2 separate regions of the Homo sapiens genome follow, and region 2 is linked to region 1. Evidence: read pairs that join two places in POLR2A ChIA-PET (ENCODE). Cell type or tissue: PC-3. All regions are shown on one strand. Region 1 has its middle 49 kb from the start of LINC03011. Region 2 overlaps TYW1 (tRNA-yW synthesizing protein 1 homolog).

Evidence for each region. ChIA-PET counts read pairs that join two places held together with the same protein. Peaks named below come from ENCODE experiments on the same cell type or tissue, not always from the same donor. Only the 100,000 strongest peaks of a DNase experiment are listed, where the experiment ranks them.
Region 2: POLR2A ChIA-PET joins it to region 1 with 10 read pairs; 2 of 35 experiments call an interaction of 5 or more read pairs at or near these places.

Annotation. Positions count from the first base shown.
Region 1 is chr7:66,538,249-66,546,248 of GRCh38, reverse strand. It overlaps the pseudogene LOC100420547 and the pseudogene RABGEF1P1. Among named protein-coding and RNA genes, the nearest start is that of LINC03011, 49 kb to the right of the region's middle. In PC-3, no CTCF peak of the experiment used is centred here; no DNase peak of the experiment used is centred here.
Region 2 is chr7:67,016,182-67,024,181 of GRCh38, reverse strand. TYW1 (tRNA-yW synthesizing protein 1 homolog) reads right to left here. Exons shown (of 16, transcript NM_018264.4): 6 at 6,039-6,329. Among named protein-coding and RNA genes, the nearest start is that of TYW1, 23 kb to the right of the region's middle. In PC-3, no CTCF peak of the experiment used is centred here; a DNase peak (open chromatin) is centred at 4,241; H3K27ac peaks cover 1,212 bases.

The sequences.
Region 1 (8,000 bases):
ACTCCATCTCTACCAAAAAATACAAAAATTAGCCAGGGTGGTGGTGCACACCTGTAATCCCAGCTACTTGGGAGGCTGAGGCATGAGAATGGGTTGAAGCCAGGAGGTGAAGGTTGCAGTGAGCTGAGATCGTGCCACTGCACTCCAGCCTCGGTGACAGAGCAAGACCCTGTCTCAAAAAAAAAGAAAAAAAGGTAATCACTGAGACTATGGAATTATAATTATTTTAAAAAATATAATAAATATTCATATTTATATTTAAACATTGATATTTAAATACAAACGTATTTATATTTAAATGTTAAAAATCAGAATTGTATAGTCAGAAACAGTCAAATTTAATTAAAACATGTTTTTGTTTCTTCCCCAGAGAACAAATATAATATCTAAAAAAAAAAAAATCTTTAAAAATAAGTAAATGTCCATAAGTGTTGAAGTTGTATGTTTCAGGAGAAAGAGGCAGGAACTATTGTAGTACACCTGGGTCTGGATCCCAGCTGACCCACCATGACCTTGACTTTCACCCTCCCCATGGTCTTGCCCTCTCTGTTCCCCGTTCCAGAGGCTGGGCACTCACTGCAGCTGGCTAATGATGACCATGTGGACATGCTTTCGGGCCTTCAGGATCTTCTCCAGCCAGTGGATGTCGTACGTGTTGGGGTTCCGGAAAGGGATGTCAGGTGGTGGCTCACACCTGCGATCCCAGCACTTTGGGAGGCCAAGGCGGGTGGATCGCTTGAGCCCAGAAGATCAAGACCAGTCTGGGCAACATGGTGAAACCTCGTCTCTACTAAAAATAGAAAAATTAGCCGGGAGTGGTGGCGCACGCTTGTAGTCCCAGCTACTTGAGAGGCTGGGGCAGGAGGATTGCCTAAGCCCATGAGGTGGAGGCTGCAGTGAGCAGACATTGCACCACTGTACTCCAGCCTGGGCAACAGAGTGAGACGCTGTTTAAAAAAAAAAAAAGAAAATCAACATACACAAAATGTGGGTCATGGGCAGAGCAGCCATGTCCCCAGGGAGCAGGCAGGCCAGCTGGGGGCTCCTGAAGGCTAGGCTGGCTGCAGAGGGAGGGAGGGCCTCCCCCTTTCCCCGGGAGGAGGGCTTGGTGTGCTGACCCTGACCACAGACACTGACTGTATTTCTCGTTGAAGAGTTCCTTCACCTGCTCCTGCAGGATCACCTCCCCAAGTCTGTTGGTATCATCTTCATCTAAAGAGGAAGACAAGGGGGCCTGAGAGTTGGCACTGGCTTGGCCACCAGACCTGCTGCTTCTCCCACCAGGCATCCCTGACCTGCCAAAACATTCTCTGCAGGCCCTGCCTACTCCCATGCAGCTGTTTGTTTGTTTAGTTACGTATTTATTTTATTTAATTAATTAATTAATTTATTTTTTGAGACAGAGTCTCGCTCTGTTGCCCATGCTGGAGTGCAGAGGCGCGATCTCAGCTTACTGCAACCTCCACCTCCCAGGTTCAAGTGATTCTCCTGCGTCAGCCCCCCAAGTAGCTGGAATCACAGGCACCGCACCACCATGCCTAGCTAATTTTTGTATTTTTTAGTAGAGACGGGTTTTCATCATGTTGCTCAGGCTGGTCTCAAACTCTTGGGCTCAGGTGATCCACCCGCCTTGGCCTCCCAAAGTGTTGGGATTACAGGCGTGAGCCACTGTGCCTGGCTGTAGCTGGTTTCTAGCCCCAGTTGTTGGTCTGTCCATCCATCCATTTTTCTTTCTTTGAGACATGGTTTTGCTCTGTCACCCAGGCTGGAAGGCAGCGGTGCAATCAGATAGTTCACGGCAGCCTCCAAATACCAGGCTCAAGTGATCCATACTGCCTCAGCCTCCTGAGTGGTTGGGAATACAGATGTGTGCCACCATACCTAATTTTTTAAATTTTTGGTAGAGATGGAGTCTCACTATGTTGCCCAGGCTGATCTTGAACTCCTGGCCTCAAGCGATCCTCGTCTTGGCCTCCCAAAGTTCGGGAATTACAGGTGTGAGCCACGGTGGCCAGCCCATCCGACATTTTCTTATCAGTGTCCCCAGCATAGGCCCTGTGTTGGGCACAAAACAACCTAAAGAGGCAGGGCTGCTCCCCTGAGGGTCTCCCAGCCAGAGGGGGTGTCACCTGGTCACCAAAGTACAACAGACACACTTAGGAGACAAGGGGCATGAATGAGGATGCCCATCCTGTCTGGGCAAGTCTGGGGAGACCTCCCCCAGGAGAGCAGGATGCTTGAATGGGCTCTCAAGGCCTGACATTGGTGGCTCATGCCTATAATCCCAGCACTTTGGGAGGCAGAGGCAGGCAGATCACTTGAGGCCAAGGGTTCAAAACCAGCCTGGCCAACATGGTGAAACCCCGTCTCTACTAAAAATACAAAAAGATTAGCTGGGCGTGGTGGCAGGCACCTGTAGTCCCAGCTACTCGGGAGGGTGAGGCAGGAGAATCGCCTGAGCCTGGGAGGTGGAGGTTGCAGTGAGCAGAGATCATGTCACTGCACTGCAGCCTGGGAGACAGAGACCTGTCTCAAATAAAAATGAAAACAACAACAAAAAAAATGGGCTCTGAAAAGGCAGGTAGGAGTTTGTGAAGGATGGAGTGGCAGTGTGAAGACACCGGGGCAGAAGGACCAGCCATGCACAGGCACTCAAGGGTGAAAGATCCTATGCTGGCCAGGTGTGGCGGCTCACGCCTGTAATCCCAGCACTGTGGGAGGCTGAGACGGGCAGATCACCCTGGCCAACATGGCAAAACCCCATCTCTACTAAAAATACAGCAATTAGCCGAGTGTGGTGGCGGGCACCTGTAATCCCAACTACTCAAGAGGTTGAGACAGGAGAACTGCTTGAACCCGGAAGGCAGAGGTTGCAGTGAGCCGAAATCACGCCATTACACTCCAGCCTGGGTGACGAGCGAAACTCCGTCTCCAAAAAACAAAAAAAAGAAAAGAAAAAAAAAGAAAGATCCCTTGTCCTGGAAGTGGCTGAACTTGGGGGTGGTACAGGGGAGACAACTGATGGGCCTAGCGGGGTCCGTGCACAGGGGCCGGTGTCACTGTGCTGGGCTGTTGGAAATCCCCTGACTGCTCGCTGGCCAAGGTCTGTGAATGGGAAACAGACTGTGTCTGGGAGTGTGGGGGCTATGCATTCTCCCTGCTCACTGCCCTGGCAACTGTCACGGCTTATCTGCTGCTTGAGCCCCGGCGTGCTCCGCTCTCCCCTCCCTGTAGCCTAGAGTTGCTGCTGGGGTCAGTTAGCCCTGGAGACGGGGCCTGAGCTGGGCTGTAAGGCTGAGGGGTGGTTGGGCTGGAGATGGGGTCTGGGGCAGAGCTCTGCAGCAGCCTGTGGGTTTGTGCCAGGGTTGAGGATGGGGCTGGGATTGCAGGAAGGCTGGTTTGCATGTCCAACAGGAAATCTCTCTGAGAAGCATGGGTTCACATGGGCTGGGCCTCTGGGGCAGGCAGGTTGGGTAAGGGTGAGATGTTGAGGGGGGTGAAGCTAGAAGCAGGCAGGGAGCTAGGGCCGGATGAGGCAGGGCAGAGCAGACTGATGAGTCGTTGGAACAAAATGACTCCTTTTTTTTTTCTCTTTGTTTTTCCAAGACACAGTCTCACTCTGTTGCCCAGTCTGGAGTGCAGTGGCGCAGTCTCGGTTCACTGCAACCTCTGCCTCTCAGGTTCAAGCCATTCTCGTGCATCAGCCTCCTGAGAGCTGGGACTACAGGCGCCTGCCACCACATCCGGTTAATTTTTGTATTTTTAGTAGAGATGGGGTTTTGCCATGTTGGCCAGGCTGGTCTTGAACTCCTGAGCTCAGGTGATCTGCCCACCTCGGCCTCCCAAAGTTCTGGGATTACAGGCGTGAGCCATGGTGCCCAGCCTGGCTCCTGTTTTTTGAGACAGGGTTTCACCCTGTTTCCCAGGTTGGAGTATAGTGGTGCCGTCATGACTTACTGCAGCCTTGAACTCTTTGGCTCAAGCAGTCCTCCCCACTCAGCCTCTCTAGTAGCTGGGGCTCCAGGCATGAATCACCGTGCCAGACTAAGTTTTTTTAAAATTTTTTGTAGAGAGAATCTCTCTCTGTTGCACAGGCTATTCTTGAACTCCTAGGCTCAAGTGATCCTCCTGCTTCAGCCTCCGAAAGTGCTGGGATTACAGTTGTGAGTCACTGTGCCTGGCTCTTTTAATCTTGAAAACTCTGGGAAGAGCTCACTTCTGTTTAGGAGGCTGCCTTGGGAACTGCATCTCCTGGGCTGGTGCTCTGTGCTGCTTGGAGTCTGCAGACCCTATCTGGGTCGCTTGGCCTCCCGTGCACAAGCTGCCAGAATGGAGGCCCCATTCTCAATGTGGGGGCTGCCCAAAGAGCAGGGAGCTTCCCACAGGACAGAGGCTGGGCACCTGCTTGGCCTGGTTCTTCCTTTTCCCAGGGCTCCAACACCCACCCCCTCAGGTCCTCCCAAACCCTGCAGGTCCCTGGCCTGGTCCGTCCACACCTACACTCAGGAATCTCTACACATCTCTGAGTTGCTGCATCTGTCTTCAGGCACAGCCCACCAGCCCCCCTGGGTACCCAAAGACACCGCAAATATCAGCCATTCCAGACAACGTCCTCCTCCCGTGTCCCTATCTCATGGAGTAATGCCTCTAATTCAGCCACACCAAGACCCCACGCTCCACATCCCCTAGAACTCTCATCTCCTGTGGCCCAACATGGCCCTTCCTTTCAGCAGTGGGATGTGGGAAGGATCAAGGTCACCCTTGTCCAAATCCCATGCAGACAACGGTGTTGGAGTCTTGGGCCCAAAGACCAGCTCCTAGAACCTGCAGGGAAGCAACGGCACGTTCCATCTCTCCCCATGCCACTGAGGAATCATTGGTGGCAGGATTCTCAGCAGGCATGGCCGTGGGTGCACAGAACAGAGAAAGGATGGCCTGGACCACACACATCACTGTGTGCAGATGCTTTCCTAGACACTGCAGCCAAGGACACAGAGGCTCAGAGAGGTAAAGAAACTTACCCAAGGTCACACAGCCACTAAGCACCAAGAGTACTCTGTGTCGACCCCAAAGCCCTGGTCTTTCCACTCTACCATGAGCCCTGGGTTTCCTGGTGTCTCAGATTCCCCTACAGTTTTTCTTTCTTTTCTTTCCTTCCTTCTTTCTTTCTTTCTTTCTTTCTTTCTTTCTTTCTTTCTTTCTTTCTTTCTTTCTTTCTTTCATCTTTCTTTCTTTTTCTTTTCTTTTTTTCTTTCTTTCTTTCTTTCTTTCTCTCTTTCTTTCTCTCTCTCTCTCGCTCTCGCTCTGTCACTCAGGCTGGAGTACAGTGGTACGATCTTGGCTCACTGCAACCTCTGCCTCCTGGGTTCAACTGATTCTCATGCCTCAGCCTCCTGAGTATCTGGAATTACAGGTGCCTGCCACCATGCCTGGCTAATTTTTGTATTTTTAGTAGAGACAGGGTTTCACCATGTTGCTCAGGCTGGTCTTGAACTCCTGGCCTCAGGTGATCCGCCCGCCTCAGCCTCCCAAAGTGCTGGGATTATAGATGTGAACCACCATGCCCGGCCTCCCCGACAGTAGCTATAGAAAGAAGGCTTAGTCTTAAAGATAGTTTCCCCTAAATCTGTTGCTTTCAGCCCACAGTGCCACGCCTCTGTCTTCTCCTATTCCGGGACAGAGCAAGACTCAAAGTCAGAGCTCTACGAAGCTTGCAGGATAGAAAGAAGCTTAGCAGGCCCCTCAAAGATGAGGCCCAGGCCGGGTGGAGAGGCCGAGGTGGGTGGATCACTTGAGGTCAGGAGTTCCAGACCAGCCTGGCCAACATGGTGAAACCGTGTCTCTACTAAAAATACAAAAAATTAGCTGGGTGTGGTGGTGTGTGCCTGTAATCCGAGTTACTCAGGAGGCTGAGGCAGGAGAATCCCTTGAACTGGGAGGTGGAAGCTGCAGTGAGCTAAGATCGCGCCACCGCACTCCAGCCTGGGTGACAAAGCAAGACTCCGTCTCAAGAAAAAACAAAAAACATGGGACCCCAAACTCACTATGCCAAAGGGAAATGTTAAGCTTGGGAACTGAGTCATTCAATAGCCTTTTGTCCCTAAGCAGATGGCTGTAAGACAGAAGGTCACCTATCTCCCGGGTGGCTTCCCTCACCCTGGTCATGTAAATTCACAGCTTATCTTCACAGGCAGGGGACAAAGACAAGAATAGAAATTATCGCTCTGTCCACCCAAGACAAATACGTATTTAACTTCCTCTATTCTGTTTACATTATCTTATGTAAAATGCAGATTTACTGAGCACAGGATGAATACATCATTAACTATTCCTCTTCTTTTATTTTTTTATTTTTTGAGACAGTCTCACTGTTTTCCAGGCTGGAGTGCAGTGGCATGATTTTGGCTCACTGCAACCTCCGCCTACTGAGTTCGAGTGATTCTTGTGCCTCAGCCTCCAGAGTAGCCAGGATTACAGGCACCCGCCACCACGCGTGTTGAATTTTTTGTATTTTTAGTAGAGATGGGGTTTCATTATGCTGCCCATTATGCTCCTGACCTCAGGTGATCCACCTGCCTTGGCCTTCCAAAGTGCTGGGATTACAAGCGTGAGCCACTGTGCCCAGCCCCCCTCTTTCCCCTTTAAATACCAAAGTCCTCAAAATCCTCTCTGGAAAAAAGCACAGGCCACAGACCCTATTGCAGCTTGAGTCTCTTTTTCCTGGCTGTGTCCTCCACCATGGCAAAATAAATCTCTAAATCGATTGAGACCTGTTTCAGGCACTTTCTGGTTTACATGGCCCATGGGAGCCTATAGCAGGGAGGGCTTCCCAGAGGAGGTGACCACCACACGGGGCCCAAAGCTCCAAGGATGTGGGCTCATCTGCACTCTGGGGCTCATCACACAGACCTCCAAGGCAGTTGGGAGCGGCAAGTAAGACACAAGGAAACTTGTAGTATCCTGTAATTTCAGGTGCTTAACACTCATTAGCCAATCAGGAAACTTCCCCTGTTCCTTCCAAGTCTTGCCTGGTCTGGGGAGAAGTGCAACCCTAAACCAGGCTGCGGCTAACCAGCAGTGACACTACGGGGCAGTCAATAGCACACTATGGCAGCTCTACGTGAGACACAGGTCCCAGGCGGTGAACCAGAAGTGGCGGGAGTGTGCGTGTCAGGAAAGTGGGGCTGGGCTGGCTGAGGGGGCTGGCGGTTTGGGGAGGCGTCCTGACCACCTCCAGAGTGTGGGAGGGGTGGAGTGGGTCTAAATGCCTTTGTCAATAACACCAGGAACTGACCAGATGTAGTGGCTCATGCCTGTAATCCCAGCACTTTGGGAGGCTGAGGCCAGGAGTTTGAAACCAGTCTGGGGAACATGGCAAGACCCTGTCTCTACAAAAAAACAAACAAACAAAAATTAGCTGGGCATGGTAGTGTGTGCCTGTAATCCCAGCTACTTGGGAGGCAGAGGTGGGAGGATCGCTTGAGCCTGGAAAGTCAAGGTTGCAGTACGCCATGATTGCACCACTGCACTCCAGCCTGGGCAACTGAGCTAGACCCTGTCTCAAACTAACAACAAACAAATTAAAAAATAAAAAACAAGCTTGGCCATATTACGTGCAGACACTGTGCAAAGCCCACAGTATACCTTGTCCGTGGGATTCTCTAGCTCAGTCAACAAGCTCTGGAAGAACACTGATTTTTCTCTGTAGCTGCTCTTGCATTTTCCTACCTCTTTATTTAATTTAGAGGAAAGAGGATTACTTTTTTTTTTTTTTTTTTTTGTTAGAGACAGGGTCTTGCTGTCATTCAGGCTGGAGTGCAGTAGCTGGGGCTACAGGTGCAGGCCACCACACCCAGCTAATTTTTCCATTTTTTGTAGAGATGGGATCTTGCCATGTCGCCCAGGTTACATTTTTTTAAATCATGAGTTTCTGAAGGAAATGGGGTAGGGCAGGCTCTGGTAGGGGCTGGATTGTTCGAGCTCCTGCTTGAATTCCTGCA
Region 2 (8,000 bases), 480 kb before region 1:
TAAATCTTAAGTCTTTAGCATCAGACTAACAACTGTGAAAGGGCATGATGGAGTGGGAACAACTAACACTTCACCTGCCCTCTCACGTCACAGTGACATGAGCTGGGCTCAGGGGAACGAGACACATACCAAGCAGAAGTAGAGGAAATGTGACATCACTGGGAAGACACATTTGCTGAGTATCTACTACGTCCCCAACACAATGTTCATATACCCATTCATTTCATCCTTAACTACTTATGATGTAGACAGGTTCAACATCATCTCATAGATGAGGAAATTAAAGGTAGAGAAGTTAAGAAATCACAGCTAATACGTGGCAGCCTTCATCCCTTTCTCCAATTGAGGATAAGGCAGAATAAAACGTTAGAGAGATTTTTTTGTTTGTTCTTTGTTGTTGTTGTTTTTGTTGTTGTTGTTGAGTCTTGCTCTGTCACCCAGGCTGGAGTGCAGTGGCGTGATCTTGGCTCACTGCAACCTCTACCTCCTTGGTTCAAGCAATTCTCATGCCTCAGCCTCCAGAGTAGCTGGGACTACAGGCATGCACCATCACACCCAGCTAATTTTTGTATTTTTAGTAGAGACAGGGTTTCACCATGTCAGCCAGGCTGGTCTCAGACTCTTGACCTCAGGTGACGCGCCCGCCTCAGCCTCCCAAATTGCTGGGGTTACAAATGTGAGCCACCGTGCCCAGCTGATAAAGAGATTTTTAAGAGGTGAAGTAGTTCTTTGTTTTCAACAGCAGGTACTTTCTCAGTAACTCAAGGGTCACTTTAAAAGAAACGGGCCGGACACAGTGGCTCACTCCTGTAATCCCAGCACTTTGGGAGGCCAAGGAAGATGGATCACCTGAGGTCAAGAGTTCGAGACAAGCCTGACCAACATGGTGAAACTCTGTCCCTACTAAAAATACAAAAATTAGCCGAGCGTGGTGGCATGCGCCTGTAGTCCCAACTACTCCAAAGGCTGAGACAGGAGAATTGCTTGAACCCAGGAGGTGGAGGTTGCAGTGAGCCGAGATCGTGACCCTGCACTCCAGCTTTGGCAACAGAGCAAGACTCCATCTCAAAAAAAAGAAAAGAAAAAAATTAAATTAAAAGAAACAAAATGTCAATAACCTTCATATGCTGGCCAATATGCCCCACAGTATAGCAGAGAGATGTCATATAATCAGATGCTGCTGATAAGTGTTCAATACAAAATAAAACAGCCCCTCTTAGACGAGGTCACGCCTGTCCTGTGCCAGATGATAGGATTATCACGGACGATCTTACGCTCTCCTATTTGAAACCAAGCCTGAGACTACAGAAGTGGCGCTGTGGCTGGCTCTCTGGTTCTCTTTTGCTTTGTCAATAAATGAGTAGTCTTCTCTGCCTTGCTTCCAGATGACAAAATAAATTGTTCCCAGAAATAAGTGTATGAATGTGTTCTTTAATTTAGCCCAGCTTCAACAGAAAGTCTCTGCCAGTTAACTCCACCCTGATATCCCAGCCTCATGCCCAAGCTGTCAAGAAGAGACAAGTACACCACGTGAAACATACTTGCTAACAATTAGTCCATTTTTAGATCTTCTAGTCCAGTGTCTCCCAACCAGTTTGTCTAAATATATAACAATACCTTCAGTATTAGGATCTCCTGATGCACTCATTTTCCTAGAATTGCAAGAAGTTCCGTATTGCCCATGTGCCCTATGCTCCTACCTCATCATTTCCAATAAATTTCAGAATATTAGACACAGAAGAGACATCAGGGATCATCTAGTCCAATCTCACCATGTTATCCTGGACAAGAAGTCAGTAAACTTTTACTGTAAAACACCAAATTGTAAGTATTTCTGACCTTGTGGGGCATACAATCCTGTCTTTACTATGCAAATCTGCCCCTCTAACACCAAAGCAGCTATGACAATACATAAATGAATGAACATGGCTATGCTTCCAAAACTTTTATTTTAAAAAATTAAAAAACAAGCTGGGTGCAGTGGCTCACACTTATAATCCCAACACTTTGGGAGGCCAAGGCAGGAGGATCGCTTGAGCTCAGCAGTTTGAGACCAGCCTGGGCAACACAGTGGGACCTCATCTCTACAAAAAATTAAAAAAACTTAGCTGGGCATGATGGTGCATGCCTGTAGGCCCAGCTACTCAGGAGGCTGAGATAGGAGGATCACTTGAGCCCAGGAGTTAGAGGCTGCAGTGAGCTATGCACTACTGCACTCCAGCCTGGGGAACAGACCAGCCCCTGTCTCAAAAGAAAAACAGGCAATAGGCTGGATCTGGCCAGTGAGCCTGTTTGCTGGTCCTTGTCCTAGACTCTTCTTGATAACTTCTCCTTAGACTCAAGTTTCTAATGGAAAGACTCATGTCGAGAATTTACTTTTTCCAAAAGGAACCTATTTCATCTTCACATCAAATCAAATCAAAACTGCTAACTTGGTTCTGTGACCTTGGGAAACTTCAAAAGTTATCTTGAACACTGCATATACTCATGGTAGCCAGTAGTGCTTGAAAATTAATGCGACACATTCCCCTGGTCCTCACAAAGATTCCAATCCAGTAAGAGACACACAGATACTACATCGAAAGGGGAAATGCTTTAATGAAAGGGTTTAGGAATACGAAAAGGAGCCATGCAGTGGGCTCCAAATCTACGGGTGGCTGCCCGAATGAGACGATACCTGAGTCAAATGTGAAGGGTAAGTAAACAGGCCCAGCCAGGGAAAGACATGTGGGAACGCTGTTGGAAGGGGATGGGCAAAGTCACTTAGGCAAGCACCAGGAGGCATGCAGCTACTATCAGTCACTCAGAAAGTACCAGCAGATGGAGAATAAAGCACATGACATGGGAAGAAAATGTAGCAGAGAAAGATGTGGGCCGGACTGCAAAGGATCTTGCCTGTCCTGGAAAGAGAGAATGAGAAGCGTCTAACATGGTCTGAACAGAGAAGTAACACAGACCTGCACTTCAATAGCTCACTCAACTGGGAAGACAGAAGGTAATTTAAGGGAAACAAGAATATAGACAAGGATAAATCTGAACAACGTATGACAATCCCCTAGGGAAGAAAAGATGTTGGCCTGAACTAAAGAGTAACAGGTGAGCACAAAGTTGGATATTCAAACTCATTTGACAAATTTGTTTTTTATTTTTTTTGGAGACAGCGTCTCGCTCTGTCACCCAGGCTGGAGTGCAGTGACGCAATCTCGGCTCACTGCAACCTCCACCTCCCAAGTTCAAGCGATTCTCCTGCTTCAGCCTCCCGAGTAGCTGGGATTACAGGTGCCTGCCAGCATACCCAGCTAATTTTTGTATTTTTAATAGAGACAGGGTTTCACCATGTTGGTCAGGCTGGTCTCGAACTCCCAACCTCATGATCCGCCTGCCTTGGATTCCCAAAGTGCTGGGATTATAGGCATGAGCCACCGCGCCCAGCCTTGACAAATATTTTTAGAACCAAGGAGACCACGTAGCTAGAGGCTGGAGAGGAAGAGAGAGAATAATAGGATGACAATGGAGAAATTCAAGAGTCAGATTAGGTGCTAAGGTCACACTAAGCAACGAAGTTTTTATGAAAGCAGCAGCAATGAAAAATCACTTTTAAACAGGAGGTTAACATGGTCTGATTTGTATTTTTAAGATTACTTGGCCGGACACAATGGCTCACGTCTGTAATCCCAGCACTTTGGGAGGCCGAGGCAGGTGGATCACGAGGTCAGGAGATTGAGACCATCCTGGCTAATGTGGTGAAAGCCGGTATCTACTAAAAACATAAAAAATTAGCTGGGCGTGGTGGCGGGCGTCTGTAGTCTCAGCTACTCGGGAGCCTGAGGCAGGAGAACTGCTTGATCATAGCTCACTGCAGCTTTGAACTCCTGAGCTCAAGTGATCCTCCTGCCTCGGCCTCCTGAGTAGCAGGGATTTACAGGCCTGAGCCACCATCCTGTCTACTTTTAATTTTTGTTTTTGTGGAAACAGGGTCTCACTATTTTGCCCAGGCTGATCTTGAACTCCTAGCCTCCAGCAATCCTCCCACCCACCTTGGCCTCCCAAAGTGTTGGGATTATAGGCATGAGCCTCCACACTGGCTGTAAGCTCTTTAACTTATGGGACCCATAACCTGAATTGAAATTGATGTTTCATTCCAATTTCATTGCAGTCATAGCTTGGACTGAAATGAAATTGGAATGAAACATCTGTCATATCACTTCCTGTTGAGCTAAGTAATTATCTCTTGAAGCCATCTGCTCTGTGGGCTTGACTCAGACTGACTGACTCCAGGTAGCCATAAAATGCTATTTGCATTGCACACCATACCTCATATCCTGTCATTCAACAGTGCATAGCTAATCACTAATCAATATTATCGCTATAAAGCAATGAGAATTTCTGTCCAACAACTTGGTATCGACCACTCCTTGTTCCCTTTGCTTTTAAAAACCTGCTTGTAACAAAAGCTAATGGAGCAGTCCCTTCAGCTGCAAAGTGTGTCTGAGACAGCTGCCCTCATTTTGGCTCAAATAAACTCTTTAAATTATATTTATATATTTTGGCTAGGTGCAGTGGCTCACCCCTGTAATCCCAATCCCAGCGCTGTCCGAGGCCAAGATGGGAGGTTTGCTCGAGGCCAGGAGTTAGAGACTAGCCTGGGCAACATAGTGAGACACTGTCTCTAATTTACAAAACGGTCTGGGCATGGTGGCTCATGCCTGTAATCCCAGCACTTTGGGAGGCCGAGGCGGGCAGATCACCTGAGGTCAGGAGTTCGAGACCAGCCTAACCAACATGATGAAACCCCATCTCTATTAAAAAAATACAAAAATTAGCTGGGCGTAGTGGTACGTGCCTGTAATCCCAGCTACTCAGGAGGCTGAGGCAGGAGATGGGAGCTGGGGGAAGGGTTGGGGAGGAAATGAGTATGAAACAGTCAACTTGGAGAGTAAGAAGGGGAATCTGCAAGGGAAGGTGTGAGCCTGTAGAGCACTTCTGAGTCTAAACTTGAGCCCGTGGTCGTGAATCTATAGTCAAACAATCAGCAGCAGACACGGGGAAGGCTGATGTGAAGGGGATGGTTTCAGCCTGGCTTGGGGTTTGGCCAGTCGGGTTACAAGAGTGAGTGAGAGGTAAAGCAATTGAAAACGTTAAGGCTGGGCACGGTGGGTCACGCCTGTAATCCCAGTATTTTGGGAGGCCCAGTATTTTGTTTTTTTCTTTTTTTTTTTTTTTTTTGAGACTGAGTCTCACTCTGTCGCCCGGGCTGGAGTGCAGTCGCATGATCTCAGATCACTGGAACCTCCACCTCCCGGGTTCAAGCGATTCTCGTGCCTCAGCCTCCCAAGTAGCTGGGATTACAGGTGCCCGCCACCACACCTGGCTAATTTTTGTATTTTTAGTAGAGATGGGGTTTCGCCACGTTGGCCAGAATGGTCTCGAACTCCCGACTTCAAGTGATCCACCCACCTTGGCCTCCCAAAAGTGCTGGGATTACAAGCGTGAGCCACCGTGCCCGGCCTAAAGAAGAGATTCTGGAAAGCATCTAGCACGATATGGCTTAATTCCTAAGGCCTCTCTCTCTCTCTGAAACACCACCACATGAGTTTCACATCTTCCTTCTTTTTTTGTTATTGTTTCTGTCTTTGTTTTTGGGGCAGGGTCTCACTCTGTTGCCCAGGCTGGAGGGCAGTGGCATGATCACAGCTCACTGCAGTCTCAAACTCCTGGGCTCAAGCAATCCTCCCAACTCCACCTCCTACGTAGCTGAGACAACAGGCATGCACCACCATGCCTTGCTAAATTTAAAATTATTGTGGTAAAGATAGGGTCTTGCTATGTTGCCCAGGCTGGTCTTGAACTCCCGGACTCAAGCAATACCCCCACCTTGGTCTCCCAAAGTGTGGGGATTACAAGTGCGAGCCACTGCACTCAGCCAGATCTTCCTTCTAACCAGAAGCCAACGAGATGGTTTATTGAGAAAGAGGTCAAGCTCGAGATCTCCAAGCAGAAGAGGAAAGCCTCGAGAGATGAACACACAGGCGGTATACCTCGGTGTCTCTATGATGCAATTCATCCTGCTCATGAGATCCTTCCTCCCTCTCCTCTGAGCCATGTTGGTGAGATTCACATTTGCCTTTCTTGCAGTGGCCGCCACAGGACTTCTTTCTCTCCCCTTTCTGAAGTGCCTGCAGCTGGGAGATGAACTTGGTCTTCCATGCTCTGAAGTCGGCCTCAATGCTGCCGTGCTTGCTTTTAACCACGTCGCAGTCGCCCTCCCCTCGACTCATCACACGATGCGCGCCAAGCATCCAGAGCCACTTGTCAACATTTTTGCCAACCTGTGAGGAAAAGATAGATAGGCTAAAAGCACGGTTCTCTAAATCAGGGTTTTCCAGACTGCTCTGCAAAAGCCCAAAGTCCTTCCGAGGCCCCTGGTCATGGGCTGCCGCTAAGGAAGAGGAAATTGCTGGCAAAATGACCTTCAAGCCTTCAAGCTCCAGCCTTGACCCAGAAGAGGGTCATTTTATGTATTCTACTTTTCTGCCTTAGATTTATTTTTTTAAACAAAAGGACAAACAAACCCCCTTTATCAAATGAAGGATTAATGACTAAAAAAAAAAATTTGAAACCTACCATTCTATATCATGATAAGAACAAAACAGGAGTTAACAAAATAAATGAGTTCCAAAAATGTAACAAAGCCTATGGGGCCTAAGCCTACTCAGTTATAAAATGAAAATGTAATCAATTTGGCAAGATTCGTAATTTCCTAAACTCAGTAATTTATTTCACTGTGATATGAAGCAATTAAGCTGAGGAACAGGAGTTATCAGAGGCATAGTTAAGAGTTCAAAAACTTAATAAGCTTCCTGAGTGGCAAGGCATTAAACAAAATATTTACGTATCTACGCCAGGCGAAGTGTCTCATGTCTGTAATCCCAGCACTTTGGGAGGCTGAGGCAGGCAGATTGTTTCAGGCCAGGAGTTCAAGACCAGCCTGGCCAACACGGTGAGACCCCATCTCTACTAAAAATACAAAAATTAGTGGGGCATGGTGGCACATGCCTATAATTCAGGCTACTTGTAAGGTCGAGTCATGAGAATTCCTTGAACCCTGGAGGCAGAAGTTGCAATGAGCCGAGATTGTGCCATTGCACTCCAGCCTGGGCAAGAGAGTGACTCTGTCTCAAAAAAAAAAAAAAAAAAAAAATTTACATATCTGAATTTTCCCAATCATAGTCTAATTTATTTGAAAATATGGGGAGAGGCCAGATGCAGTGGCTCACGCCTATAATTCCAGCACCTTGGGAGACCGGGGTGAGAAGAATGCTCAAGCCCGAGTTCAACACCAGCCTGGGCACCAAAGTAAAACCCCATCTCTACAAAAAATACAAAAACTAGCTGGATGTGTGGTGGGCGCCTGTGGTCCCAGCTACTCAGTAGGCTAAGGTGGGAGGATCACCTGAGCCCAGGGAGGTCGAGGCTGCAGCAAGCCACTGAACTCCAACCTAGGCAACATGGTGAGACCCTCTCTCAAAAAACACATAATCAAAAATGTTTTTAATGAAAATATGGAGCAAAATCTACATTGTGACACAACAATAGAATGAAAACAGCTTTTATTTTATTTATTTATTTTTTTTGAGACAGAGTTTCACTCTTGTTACCAAGGCTGGAGTGCAATGGCACGACCTCGGCTCACTGCAAACTCTACCTCCCGGGTTCAAGTGATTCTCCTGCCTCAGCCTCCCAAGTAGTTGGGACTACAGGCATGCACCACCACGCCCGGCTAATTTTGTATTTTTAGTAGAGATGGGGTTTCTCCATGTTGGTCAGGCTGGGGTCGAACTCCCGACCTCAGGTGATCCGCCCGCCTCTGCCTCCCAAAGTGCTGGCATTACAGGAGTGTGCCACTGCGCCCGGCCGTAAACAGCTTTTAAAAAAAACTCCCCACCTCCACCGTCACTCACACTCCACCAGAGACAGACAGCTAGGCAGGGCCCATCCCT